2 separate regions of the Homo sapiens genome follow, and region 2 is linked to region 1. The links are chromatin contacts, found by Hi-C or POLR2A ChIA-PET in ENCODE. All regions are on one chromosome and are shown on one strand. The core of a region is the stretch at or near the end of the contact, and the rest is flanking DNA. Distances in the headings are between cores, read along the strand shown. Region 1 holds the start of ULK2 (unc-51 like autophagy activating kinase 2). Region 2 overlaps SPECC1 (sperm antigen with calponin homology and coiled-coil domains 1).

Region 1 (6,610 bases), core at 152-2,651:
AAGTAGCATTACTTCATCCGATAAGCAACAAAGTCAGCCCACTTTTAACACGCCCCTTGGGCAACAATCAGAACTGCCACACCCTTTAAGATTATTTCCACTCCCGATATGCCTTTCCAAATTCTTTAGATTCTAAAACCTCGTGTAACTGTACTTGCGAAACAGCAAAGGCTTAAAACAATTTTTTTAAGGCTTAAAGGTGATTTCATGTTCAAGGTGATTGAAAATGAATTGTCCAACCACCTTTCTCACCCGGAGCTCGTCTATCTGACTCCGGGGGGGAAAACGGTACGGGGGCTCTTCGGGGTGCAGGGGACCAGTGCTGGGAAAGGTGACACCTCCCAGGCTGCGAAAGCCTGAGGCTAATGGGACATCCGCCCATTTTCCGCTGGGTCTGTAATTATCAACCTCAAAAGTGACCAGCCCTGGGCACGGGGAAAAAAACCAAAGGTCCATTCACGCCCAACCCTCGAGTCTGCACGGTGCAGTACCGTCTATTTTGGGTCCAGGGTAACCTGGGTGCAAACGCTCCTGCGGGCGGACCGCGGGGTGGGCCCCGGGCACACAGGAGGATCAGCAGCAGCCGGTCGGTAGGCGGAGCGCTGCCAGAGGCTTGGGCCTCACAACAACCCTCACAGGACCAAAACAAACGGCGAGACGGGCTGCGCGCACAATAGCATACCCGGGCGGCTAGCCGAGTCGGGGGTCTCGGCTCGCGGCTGCGCCAAGTTTCAGAACCACCTAGCCCCGTGCCTGCCGCCCGGGGCCCGGCCTCGCCCCGGCCGGCGCTCACCTGGCGGTGCCGCCCCCGGAAGACCACGGCGAAGGCCCCGTGTCCCACGAGATCCCTCTTGCTGTACTCGAAGTCACCCACCACCTCCATGGCCGCGCCCCCGGGGCACACAGCGGACGGGCGGGCGGCGCAGTGCGGCGCAGGTATCAGCACCGCGGCTCCGCGGGCCCGGAGCGCGCCAGCGTGCGGCGGGTCTGGGGCAGCCGCAGCCCCGGGCCCGGGCGGACTCTCATGCCGAGAGACCGGAGCGGAAACTGGGGAAGCTGCCGCGCGGAGCCAGGGTCAGCGAGGCCCGGCCCGGCCCCTGCCGCTCATGGCCCGGCCTGCCGCCGGCCGCTGGCTGTCTGGCGAAGCGGCCTCGGCGCTGCCGGGCCAGGGGTGCCGTCACCGTCACTGTGCGCGCCCAGAGCCGCACACGCGCTCTGAGGCAGTGAGGGGCCCGGTACTCTCCATCCCCAGCTCGTCGGGCCTCCTCGGCCCTCCCCGCTCGGGGCGCTGCTGCGACGGCGACGGCCGCCGCCCTAGAACCCGCACCGCCGCGGCCCCGCGCTTCCCCGCCTCGCGGCGGCGCCCAACGCCCTCGCGCGCGCTACCCGCTCCCGCGCGACTGGCTGCCCTCCGCGACGTCCGCGCGCCTTGAAGGCCGCAGCGCCAGCCGGCTCCCTCCGCCGGGGAAAGGAGTGCGGCCAGGGCTTGGCGCCCGCAGCTGGGCAGATCCTCGGCCGCTCCTGAGGCGGGGACGAAGGGCGCGACCCGCTGCGGCCACAGCGGGTTACGGGCTGCGGGCTCCGTTCTGGGCCTGGGGAGCAGATTCGAGCCGACCACGCCCCGGGCTCCAGGCCGCTGGGAGGCGGACTTCAGAGAAGCGGGTCTTGAACCCCAGCTGCAGGCAGGACGGGATTATCTGCGCAGGGTAGACCCCCAGATTCCTGCCAGAGCAAAGGAGCAACTGCTACTCCAGGCTTTGCCCGCGCTCTGGAAAACCAGAGTTCACGCTGCCAAACTGCCAGCCTTCGGACGCCTCTCGGGGTTTACTCGCTTAGGATCCCTAGAGGGACGGTGACAGGCGGGATTCTGCACCTTTTGGGGGTCCCTTGACTGCGAGAAGCTGGTGACAGCTCAGGGCCCTCTTCGCAGAGAATCGTTTCTGCACACCGACTCAGAATCGCACACGTTTTCAAGGTTCTCCTGGGAGCTCCTAGTGTCAGGCTAGTTTGACCTCGGGCTTACTTCACATGGCCGAAGGGAGCTTTCTTTTCTACCTGATTGTTAAAGCTGTCCAAGTGACAAGGAACAGATTGTCAGGTTTCCCGCAAAGAAGTGTCTTATGAAACCATTTAATAAACAATATGCTTGAAACTACCATGGAATACGCAGGCTCCACACTTGAGTGTGTGTTCGGTTGTATAGGGTATGTGCTTTTGGGGTCTGTCACCACCTCGACTGCCACTGCCTGTCCCTGCAAGCTGATCTCTGAACCATGACAGAGTCAGCTCCAGGATTCTGAGAGAACGCTCCTTCCTCACACGCTCAAAACGTAGGGCCTTGAGTTTCTGCTTCTGCTACTGTGCACGCTTACGTTATCCTGTCCTTACTTACATCTGGCCCAGGTGGTTGTGTTAGACACTGAAAATCTGGAGCCTTCAAAAGTTGACAGCAACTTAAGCAAGTTTGCACATACACCCAAAAATGGATGGAGATGATTCCTTACCTCACTGAAAGATTCTCTACAGTCTATTTTTTTGTTTACTTTTTTTTTTTTTTTTTTTTTTGAGACAGAATCTTACTCTGTCACCCAGGCTGGAGTGCGGTAGCACAATCTTGGTTCACTGCAACCTCTGCCTCCCAAGTGCAAGTGATTCTGCTGCCTGAGCCTCCCAAGCAGCTAGAATTACAGGCACGCACCACCACGCCCAGCTAATTTTTGTATCTTAGTAGAGATGGGGTTTCACCATGTTGGCCAGGCTGGTCTCAAACTCCCAACTTCAAGGGATCAGCCTGTCTCGGCCTCTCAAAGTGCTGGGATTACAGGCGTGAGCCACCACGCCCGGCCTGTTTTTTGTTTTGAGACAGAGTCTTGCTCTGTTGCCCAGGCTGGAGTGCAATGGCATGATCTCGGCCCACTGCAGCCTCCGCCTCCTGGGTTCAAGTGATTCTCCTGCCTCAGCCTCCCAAGTATCTGGGATTGCAGACCTGCACCACCATGCCCGGCTAATTTTTTTTTTTTTAGTAGAGGTGGGGTTTCACCATGTTGGCTAGGCTGGTCTCAAAACTCCCAACTTCAAGCGATCCGCCCACTTCGGCCTCCCAAAGTGCTGGGATTATAGGTGTGAGCCACCTCACCTAGCCACATGAAGGTTTTTTGTTTGTTTGTTTGTTTGTTTTGAGACGGAGTCTTGCTCTGTCGCCCAGACTGGAGTGCAGTGGCACGATCTCAGCTCACTGCAAGCTCTGCCTCCCGGGTTCACGCCATTCTCCTGCCTCAGCCTCCGGAGTAACTGGGACTACAGGCACCCGCCACCACGCCCGGTTAATTTTTTGTATGTTTTTAGTAGAGACGGGGTTTCACCGTGTTAGCCAGGACAGTCTCCATCTCCTGACCTCGTGATCCGCCCACCTCGGCCTACCAAAGTGCTGGGATTACAGGCGTGAGCCACTGCGCCCGGCCACATGAAGGTATTTTTCAGAAACCTCCAATAGGCCCTTCGTTTGGACATGCGTGTCCTGTATTCACAGGCCAAACATGGGCCCCATGGACATATCCATTTGAAAAGCAAAATGTGCAGGATTTCTGACCTCAAGAGTCAGAAAAGAAGTGGGGGCAGGAGGCAGGGGGTGCTTTGCTAAAAAATGTTTAGTTAGGACTATGTTGGTAGCAAATAGCAAACGTCAAATGTGATAAAGTGAAAAATAAAGAATGTAGATAAAGATACAGGTGTGCTTCTCAGAGTTCAAAGTTGGGCTTCAAAAGCAAACTACCCGCAGAACCAGGATCTCAAAGAGAACTGCCTTCCGTCTGTGCCCCTGCTTTGTTCTCTTGCCTGAGATCTCCTACATGGTGGCAATGGCAGCCCCAGTCTCCAAACCAAATTTTTTTTTTTTTTGAGACGAAGTCTTGCTCTGTCGCCCAGGGTGGAGTACAGTGTTACGATCTCGGCTCACCGCAACCTCCGCCTTCCAGGTTCAAGCGATTCTCCTGCCTCAGCCTCCCAAGTAGCTGGGATTACAGTTGCGTGCCACTGCACCTAGCTAAAATTTTTTTTGCTTTTTTAGTAGAGGCGGGGTTTCACCATGTTGGCCAGGCTGATCTTGAACCCCTGACCTTAGGTAACCCGCCTGCCTCGGCCTCCCAAAGTGCTAAGATTACAGGCGTGAGCCACTGGGCCCAGCCACCAAATTCTTAAGGAGGGGATTCTGATCAACCTAACTTCAGCTGGGTGCTGGGCCCTGAACAATCATCGGAAGCCAGGAATGGGACTGAGGAAGGCAGGATCATGTAACTATGGCTGCCCCCAACACAAGCCTGTGGGTGTTCTGAGTCCCCAGAAGCAGGGGCCACATAGGCACCCCAGGAAGTGTTCACCCTAGGTCAAATTTAGGCTTCATTTGAGAATGGAGGCCAGGGCAGATTTCTAGTTTACCTCTAAAATCACTGGAAATTGCCAATTTGATTCATGTTCATTGTTCTTAATTTGTCCTGTGTGTGCATATGCATGTGTGTCTAAACATGCTTAACTGTTGAAATGTTTCAATACCAGTTAGTAAATAGAAAAACAGTAACTGCAATGAGAGGTAAAATTAATTACTAATATAGGCCAGGCACAGGGGCTCACGCCTATAATCCCAGCACTTTGGGAGACTGAGGTGGGTGGATCACCTGAGGTCAGGAGTTCCAGACCAGCCTGGCCAACATGGTGAAACCCCATCTCTACTAAAAGTACAAAAAGTAGCCGAGCGTGGTGGTGTGTGCCTGTAATCCCAGCTACTCGGGAGGCTAAGGCAGGAGAATCACTTGAACCTAGGAGGCGGAGGTTGCAGTGAACCAAGATTGCACCATTGCACTCCAGCTTGGATGAGAGGAGCAAAAATCCATCTCACACACATGCACACACACACACACACACACACACACACACACACACACTAGCCAGGTGTGGTGACATTCGCCTGTAATCCTAGCTACTCGGGAGGCTGAGGCAGGAAAGTTGCTTGAACCCGGGAGGCAGAGGTTGTGGTGAACCGGGATCGCACCACTGCACTCCAGCCTAGGTGACAAATGAGACACTGTCTTAAAAAAAAATTAATTACTAATATAAATTCTAATATAAACTGTTTAGTTTATCATCCAGTGCTATAGAAATGTTCTGATGATAAAAGGTATCCTGTGAAAATAAATGTGAGAAATATTCTGCTGGGCAGGGAGGCATTCCAAGATGCAGGAGAATAGCCAGTTTATTATTATCTTCAAATTACATCATTGCTATTCCTTCTATTTTGGTTCTATTGTTTCTACTTTGATGACATTGCTGATGCTTTGAAATTCTTGTGAATAGTTAGGGTGCAGTGCTTTGATATTTATAAATGCAAGAATTTACAATAAAATACGAAAAATAAGCACAAAAAAGGAAGCAATAACAAATTTTTAGTATGTTTTTTAAAGTTTTAAAAAATACCATAATGACAAATCTTCTGAATAATAAATGTAAATTTTCTGAAATGATATCAGTAACAAAGTTCAGCCTAGGAATATTTTGATGCAATGCAAAAAACAAACAAACAAACAAAAACAGCAGGGAGCATCTTTTTATATTGTGCAAAAATCAGTATAAAATTTGGCCAGGCGCGGTGGCTCACGCCTGCAATCCCAGCACTTTGAGAGGCCGAGGCGGGCAGATCACAAGGTCAGGAGATCAAGACCATCCTGGCTAACATGGTGAAACCCCATCTCTACTAAAAATACAAAAAACTAGCTGGGCATGGTGGTGGGCGCCTGTAGTCTCAGCTACTCCAGAGGCTGAGGTAGGAGAATGGCGTGGACCCGGGAGGCAGAGCTTGCAGTGAGCTGAGATCATGCCACTGCACTCCAGCCTGGGCAACACAGCGAGACTCTGTCTCAAAAAAAAAAAAATCAGTATAAAATTTGCATCTCAGGTCGGGCTCAGTGGCTCATGCCTGTAATCCCAGCACTTTGAGAGGCTGAGGCAGGCAGATCACGAGGTCAGGAGATCGAGACCATCCTGGCTAGCACGGTGAAACCTAGTCTCTACTAAAAATACAAAAAATTAGCTGGGCGTGGTGGCGGGCACCTGCAGTCCCAGCTGCTAGGGAGGCTGAGGCAGGAGAATGGCGTGAACCTGGGAGGCGGAGCTTGCAGTGAGCCAAGATCGCGCCACTGTACTCCAGCCTGAGCGACAGAGTGAGACTCCATCTCAAAAAAAAAAAAAAAAAAAAAAAAATTTGCATTTCAGGCCAGGCACAGTGGCCCAAGACTGTAACTCCAGCATTTTAGGAGAATGAGGCAGGCAGATTGCTTGAGCTCAGGAGTTCAAGACCAGTCTGGGCAACATAGGAAAACCTCTTCTCTACAAAAAATAAAACAATTGACCAGGCCGGGCACGGTGGCTCACACCTGTAATCCCAGCATTTTGGGATTACAGGCATTTTGGGATCATGGCTGAAAATGCTCTATTCTTTCTAAACCGTACAGTAGATTCTGTTGACATTTTGAAGTGCTTCCAGATAGCTGAACAGGTGGAGGTTCCTGGAGGGTGCTGCGCCTGGAGAGGACATAGAAGCTCCATGTCCCTTCCCACATGA
Region 2 (7,097 bases), core at 2,840-5,339, 250 kb after region 1:
ATGCTTATTTACAAAGAGTTTATACAAATCAATAAGAAAAAGAAAAATAGGCCAGATGTGGTGGCTCATGCCTATAATCCCAGCAATTTGGGAGGCCAAAGTGGGAGGATTGCTTGAGCCCAGGAGTTGAAGACCAGCCTGGGCAACATAGTGAGACCTCATCTCTACAAAAATAAATAAATAAAAATTAGCTGGGTGCGTGCCTGTAGTCCCAGCTGCTTGGGAGGCTGAGGTGGGATGATTGTCTCAAAAAAAAAAAAAAAAAAGAAAAGGAAAAATAATATAATAGAAATATATATAGCGCCCATGAAAAATACAGATGGCTAGTGGAAAGATACTAAGCCTTACTTAAGAAATGTAAAGCAAGGCTGGGTGCGGTGGCTCAACGCCTGTAATCCTAGCACCTTGGGAAGCTGAGGCGGGCTGATTGCTTGAGCCCAGGAGTTCGAGACCAATCTGGGCAAAATGGTGAAACCCTGTCTGTACAAAAAATACAAAAATTAGCCAAGCATGGAAGCGTGCACCTGTAGTCCCAGCTAGTTGGGAGACAGAGGTGGGAGGATCACTTGAACCTGGGAAGTGAAGGTTGCAGTGAACTGAAATCATGCCACTGCACTCCGGCCTGGGCAACAGTGAGACCCTGTCTCACAATAAATAAATAATAAATAAATAAATAAATAAAGCAAAACAACAATTAGATATATAATTTCCGCTAATACATTAGCAAAAATTAAAACAGTTTATCATTTCTGGTGTCATTAAGGGTGTAAAGAGCCACATATGGTTGATGCACAAGGACAAGTTGGTAATATCTATCTAAATCTTAATTTAATCTTTCACCAAGCATTTCTATTATTTAGCACTTAACGGTTACTGATATTCTTGGAAAAGGATGCCAACATGTATGAGCAAGTTCAGTTGCATGATTATTTATAATAGTATAATATGGGAAACAACCTAAGTATGTATTCATACAGGGCTGGTTGAACAATGTGATTTTGGTGCAGTAGAATAGTATACAGGCATGAAAATGAATACAGTAGATTTGTGTGTACTGATAGGGAAAGATTTCCAATATACATTACTAAGTGGGGAAAATAATATGGTGCATATGGTATAACCTTAATTTGGTTTTGGTTTTAGAAGTATATATTAATTATTAAAATCAACTTTTTTTTCCTGGAAGGATGTCAGAATGATTATCTTTGAGGAGAGTTAGCAGAATTGATAGTGGCAGAGGAAAATTTTTTCATTTTAGATTTTCCTGTGCTGTTTGAACATTTTAAACATATGCATACATTGCTATACAAAATTAAAAACAAGGTAAATACAACATAAATTTAGACAATATAAATATAAACTAAACTTTTTTTTGCCTTCACAAAATCCTTCCTCTTCTACTTGCCTTTTGTAGTGTTCTTTAGCCATTTGTTGGTGGATTTTTTTTTATTGTTTGCTTATAGCATCTGCTCCTTTGCACAGGATTCTAGGAAAAGACCTTGGTTTCATATTGGCTCCTAAAGTAGACAAGTTCCCATGCCCCAAGGGGCATTGGCATCCTTTATTTGTCAAAGGAAGGAAATAACTACATATCTACTATACAGTGATGTTGGGAAAAAGGTCTGTGAATAATTTATATAGACTGTAATGAAAAGTAAGTGACAGTTATTATTCTCCTAGTTATACAAATTGTTTGTCAGTTACTTCATTTAAGTGAAATTAAATTATTTGAGTTAATAGGGTTGAATTTGAAAATTACATTTTGTTTCTGAAGCTTTTATTTTTTTAAATTTATTTTATTTTTTGAGACGGAGTTTCGCTCTTGTTGCCCAGGCTGGAGTGCCATGGCGCTCCACAACCTCCGCCTCCTGAGTTCAAGTGATTCTCCTGCCTCAGCCTCCTGAGTAGCTGGGATTACAGGCTTGCGCCACCACGCCCAGCTAATGTTGTACTTTTAGTTGAGATCGGGTTTCTCCATGTTGGTCAGGCTGGTCTTGAACTCCCAACCTCAGGTGATCCACCTGCCTCAGCCTCCCAAAGTGCTGGGATTACAGGCGTGAGCCACCACACCCAGCCAAGAGCTTTTATTTTTAAATGTCAGTAGTCCTCAACATTTTTGTAGCACCTTTGGACAGCTGATACTTTTGTACATTGTCATGCTGTCCCCAGACTGCCTCATTTGGAATAGGTGAATACCAGTCTATTAGGACAGACCATTAGGAGCAGTGGTATGCAGTGCCTGTCTGTTGCAGGTGTTATCACCTCTACAGTTGTATAGTATTGTTTCGGTAATCATTTCAATATTTGATTGCATTTTGTCTATTTTACATGCGTGAAAACGAGGAAAATGAAAGTGCTGGTTGGGATTACAGCAACTAGTTGTACAGGCTGAACATCCCAAATCCAAAAATTCAAAATCCCAAATGCTTCAAAATCTGAAATGTTTTGAGCACTGACATGATGCTCAAAGGAAATGCTCACTGGGGCATTTTGGATTTTGGATTTTTGGATTAGAGATGCTGAACTGGTAAGTATAATGCAAATATTCCAAAATAAAAAATCAGAAATCCAGAACACTTATGGTCCTGAGCATTTTGGATAAGGGATACTCACCCTGTAGTAATAAGCTTGGGTTTTAAAATCTCAGTACTGCCGGGTGGGGTGGCTTATGCCTGTAATCCCAGCACTCTGGGAGGCCGAGGCAGGCGGATCACCTGAGATATTTGGAGACCAGCCTGGCCAACATGGCGAAACCCCTTCTTTACTAAAAATAGAAAAAAATTAGCCAAGTGTTGTGGCGGGTGCCTGTAATCCCAGCTACTTGGGAGGCTGAGGCAGAAGAATCTCTTGAACCTGGGAGGTGGAGGCTGCAGTGAGCCGAGATTGTGCCACTGCACTCGAGCCTGGGCAACACAGTGAGACTCAGTCTCAAAAAAAAAATACAGTTGATACAAAGATGGAAATTATTTAGTGTGTTAGAAATTAGATGTTCACTGGACTTAAACCAATTTTCTATAGGCTCAGCTGTGAAGGAAAAGAATAAAATTAAAGGAAATTGGGGGACTTCTGGCAATATATAGTTGATTTCCTTTCAGAGGAAATTTCTTTTCACAGGAAATCAACTATATATTAGACTTGTAGGGGGCAGAATTCTTTTTATGCCATGCAAGACTTAGTTTTTGTACTTTTGACTTGGGGACAAGTTTTCTACGATGCATAGCATGGTATTATCTATATTTTATTTCAATTGTATTAATTTTGAGAAAGATTTTTGTCATGAAATTTTAATACAGTGTTGTGATTTTGAACTTACAAGAATTAAATCTATAGTCAGCCTATATTTTATTGCACCCTTTCCTGGGAGCTGATCTGTCCTCAGGGAGAATCCCTGAAATCTACTCCAGGAGAAATCATGTAATCTTTTGGTCGTAATAATTATATTATTGTCTCAGCCTTGCCTAGGGCGCCAACTTGCCATCTGTCATGGGTGGTATTGGAACTGCTTGAATGGGGAGGCATGAGCTTCCTCATTCTTTTCAAGACTATTTCCAGTTTCTGGTTTCCAGGCCTTATGCTGTTCTCTGGGGCTATGCCAAAGTTTGCTCCAACAATAGCAAGAACACAGCAAAAATCACAAAAGGGGCTTCTATTTTTGAGCCCTGCCACCTGCCTGCACTGTGCCGGCTTCTCTGAGCTGCTGTCTCTATTCATGCTCACAATAGCCATAGGAAGAGCATGGTTATTTTATCTAGACCAGGAACCTTGGCTTTGGAAAGGTCAAACCAGTTTTACTTTTTCTCTCCCGTGCCCACCACAGGTTTCCATATGGAACATCCACTTTTTCTAATTGGTTTTATTTCATTAATATTATTCACTTATCTGAATTCCAAAAAAGAATTCTGAATTCTTTTTTTTGTTGTTGTTGTTTTTTCTATAGACGGAGTTTTGCTCTGTTGTCCAGGCTGGAGTGCAGTGGTGCAATCATAGCTCATTGCAGCCTCCAACTTCTGGGCTCAAGCAATCCTCCTGCCCCAGCTCTCGAGTAGCTGGGACTACAGGTGCACACCACCGGGGTCTCGCCATGTTGCCCAGGCTGGTCTTGAACTCCTGGGCTCCTCCTGCCTTGGCCTCCCAAAGTGCTGGGATTACAGACATGAGCCACTGCGCCTGGCCTGGATTCCAGTTCTTATTATTCTTTTTCTCCCTGAGGTGTCCTTTGTGTGTATCTCATGTTACACAGTGGTGTGGCTTTTAGAGAATGAGGAGGTTCCTTGTGTGCAGGGTCCTCCCTGCCTGCCCCAGGGTCAAGTGAAAGGTTGTGGAACCCCCAGAAGGCTGTCAAGGAATCCAGCCACTAGGTGGCAGCCTTGTCAAAAGCACCCACCTTCTCCTCTGCTACAAGTTCTGGTTCTGACAAATGTTTCTGACTTTAGAAACAATGCTTGTATTTATTGATTAATTCAACAAATATCTTTGAGTGGCTACCATGTGCCTGGCACTGTTCTAGGCAAAAGGACTATATGAGTGAGCAGGACAAACATCCCTGCCTTCATAAAGGTACATGAGCAAGACGTGGGAGAGATGAGAAAGCCAGGTGAACAGCTGGAGTGGTGGACATTCCAGGCAGAGATGACGGCTGGCCCGTGTCCCCCACGTCAAGGGAGTGGCAGGAAGACCAGTGGGGCCGCAGCAGAGTGAACAAGCAGTTGGGGAGGAGGATAGAAAGATGGGGGAGCTTGCGAGTCACTGTCAGGACTTTGGATTTTTTACTCTTGACTCCACTGGGGAACTTTTGCAAGGTTTTGCACAGAGCAGTGATATGACCCAACCTCATTTTAAAAGGACTGCTTTGGGCTGCTTGTTGAGAGTGGACAGATGGGGTAAGCAGACCAGCTTGGAGGCTAGGGCTGTGGTCTAGGAAAGAAGTGACCTGGGCTGGGCTGGCAGCCATGGCACCGGGGAACAGCAGCTGCGTCTGGATATATTCTGAAGGGGAGAGCCAGCTGGCTCTCAACTTTCCTGGTTTTTGAATTGTGGAAAAATACACATAATCATTTTTAAGTGTACAGTTCAGCGGCATTAAGTTCATTCACATTGTTGTACAACCATCACCACCTTCCATTTCCAGAACTGTTTCATCTTCTCAAAGTGAAACTCTGTCCCCATTAAACACTCGCTTCCCATTCCCCTTCCCTCAGCTCCCGGCAAGCACCATTCTGTTCTTTGTCTCTGAATCTGACTGCTCTCAGTTCCTCATAGGAGTGGCATCACACAGTGTTTGTCCTTTTGCAACCGGCTTATTTCACTCAGCATAATATCCTCAAGGTACATCCACACTGTAGCATGTGTCAGAATTTCCTTCGTTTTTGAGGCTAAATAATATTTCCTTGTCTGGATATACCGTATCTTCTTTATCCATTCACCTGTTGAAGGACCCTTGGCCTATTTCTACCTTTTGGCTATTGTGAATAATGCTGCTCTGTACACAGGTGTACAGATATCTCCTTGAGACACTGCTTTGACTTTTTGAGGGTATATACCTGGAAGTGGGATTGCTGGATTCTCCTGATGGATTGTAAAGTTGGTGTAGGGTAAGATTTCTGCTCATGTTAGCAGTGGGATGAGTGAGATGAAATCTGATGGGCCTTCCCAAGGGATGAGGAGTGAACGTGGATCTCTTCTGGAGACAGCAGTCGGCTAGAAGGAGGTTCATGTAGCCACATTTAAAACATTTTTAAAACCACGAGACATGGAAGTGCCCATTTAGATGTTTCTTTATATAGCACACGTGGGATCCAAAGACATGTCACTATTTTAAACTGATATCAGTGTTTTCTAAAAGGCAAAATAAATGTGAAGGGCTAGTTTTACTGTGGCCAAACTCTGATGCTTGCAGAATCTCAGACATCTCAGATGGTGATCAGTAAGGGCAAGCAGTCGTGATTGGCTCACTGCCAAGAAACTGTCAGTGTCCTCGCTGATACCTGGACCCCTGCATGCTCCCAGTTACCTGCATCACAACCAGGTAATGCCTGAGGCTCCAACCTGAGACACCTGTCCTCTCTGACATGAGGAGGGAATAACTCTGTCCTCTCTGACATGAGGAGGGGAACTCGTCTAACATGGAAGGTAAGTATTCTTATCCCCATCTGACATGTGAAGAAGCGAAAGCTCCAGGATAGGTAGTGTTCCCAAATTCAAACCCAGGTCCGACTCCAGAGTTCTTTTTTCTGCTACTCTGTTTGTCTCAGGTAGGGAGACTTGTTTTCTTCCCTCATCATCTTTACCTGTTGTAGAATTACTATTACCGGTGACTAGCATTCTTTGCTCACTATGTGCTAACCACTGTTCTCAGTGTGCGATGAATATGGTCTCCTTTAGTCTTTACTACAGCCCTATGAAATAGTATCCTTATTATCATTCCCATTTTATAGATCAGGAGACTGAGGCATAAAGAGATTAAGCAGACTGTCCAAGTCCATGGGATATAAATATTGGTACCAGGACTTGCAGATTAGGAAACAGGGGCTGAAAGAAAACCATGGATGGGTTGGCTTGCTGGGGTGAGAGTGGAGGAAGGGGATGTTGGAAGTTTTGGAGTTGAGAGGCCGGAAGGTGGGTGGGTCAGTTTCTTGGATGCCACAGAAGGAGGAGGGCCATGAGCCAGGGATGTCAGGGAATGGGGAGAATGGGGTGGGGATGTGTAGATGGCAACAGGGAGGGGAAGAGGATGCCAGGTCCTGCTGTGTGAACTGCAGAAATGGAAGGTGTCTGTTTACAGTGGGGAGGGGAACAGACGGGGGGAAGCAACAGTCATAGGTATGAGGTACAGCGAGACCTTCAGTTTGGGAAATGTGAGAAAATGAACAGACTGGCCTTGGGAAGGCAGTGGTGGGATTCATCCAGCTGTGGAAGTGAGGGGACATTCAGAGAGCTCAGCCTATGGGAAATGTTGATTTCACTGTGAGTTCTGAAGGGCCCTGAAGAAGTGTTGGGGACTCAAGGGAGGGGCCTGGGGCAGGTGGGGCTGAATCGCTTTGGAGATGAGAACCTGGAAAATCACAGAATGCCAGGAATGAGTTTGTTCTTGTTTTCAT

What was found. A loop is a pair of places that touch in the nucleus more often than their neighbours do. ChIA-PET counts read pairs that join two places held with the same protein, here RNA polymerase II (POLR2A). Pooled maps may share reads with other maps.
Region 2: a loop to region 1 is called in a map of sigmoid colon, with 4 times the contacts of the local background. The contact joins the enhancer-like site here to the promoter of ULK2 in region 1. A Hi-C loop is called at or near these places in 1 of 168 maps with a recorded cell type or tissue (sigmoid colon) and 10 of 50 pooled maps. POLR2A ChIA-PET finds 5 or more read pairs at or near these places in 1 of 52 experiments (H1).

The regions. Positions count from the first base shown.
Region 1 is chr17:19,866,535-19,873,144 of GRCh38, forward strand. It overlaps ULK2 (unc-51 like autophagy activating kinase 2), which reads right to left and starts at 1,402. Exons shown (of 27, transcript NM_014683.4): 1 at 794-1,402. The coding sequence starts at 883. RefSeq lists an enhancer at 519-1,027 and silencers at 606-785, 866-1,455.
Region 2 is chr17:20,117,456-20,124,552 of GRCh38, forward strand. The region is part of intron 3 of SPECC1 (sperm antigen with calponin homology and coiled-coil domains 1); the gene reads left to right. Among named protein-coding and RNA genes, the nearest start is that of SPECC1, 110 kb to the left of the region's middle. RefSeq lists a silencer at 5,489-5,714. Within about 2 kb of position 4,090, at least 4 of the 41 ENCODE cell types and tissues checked have a DNase peak (open chromatin) inside an H3K27ac peak, as active enhancers do.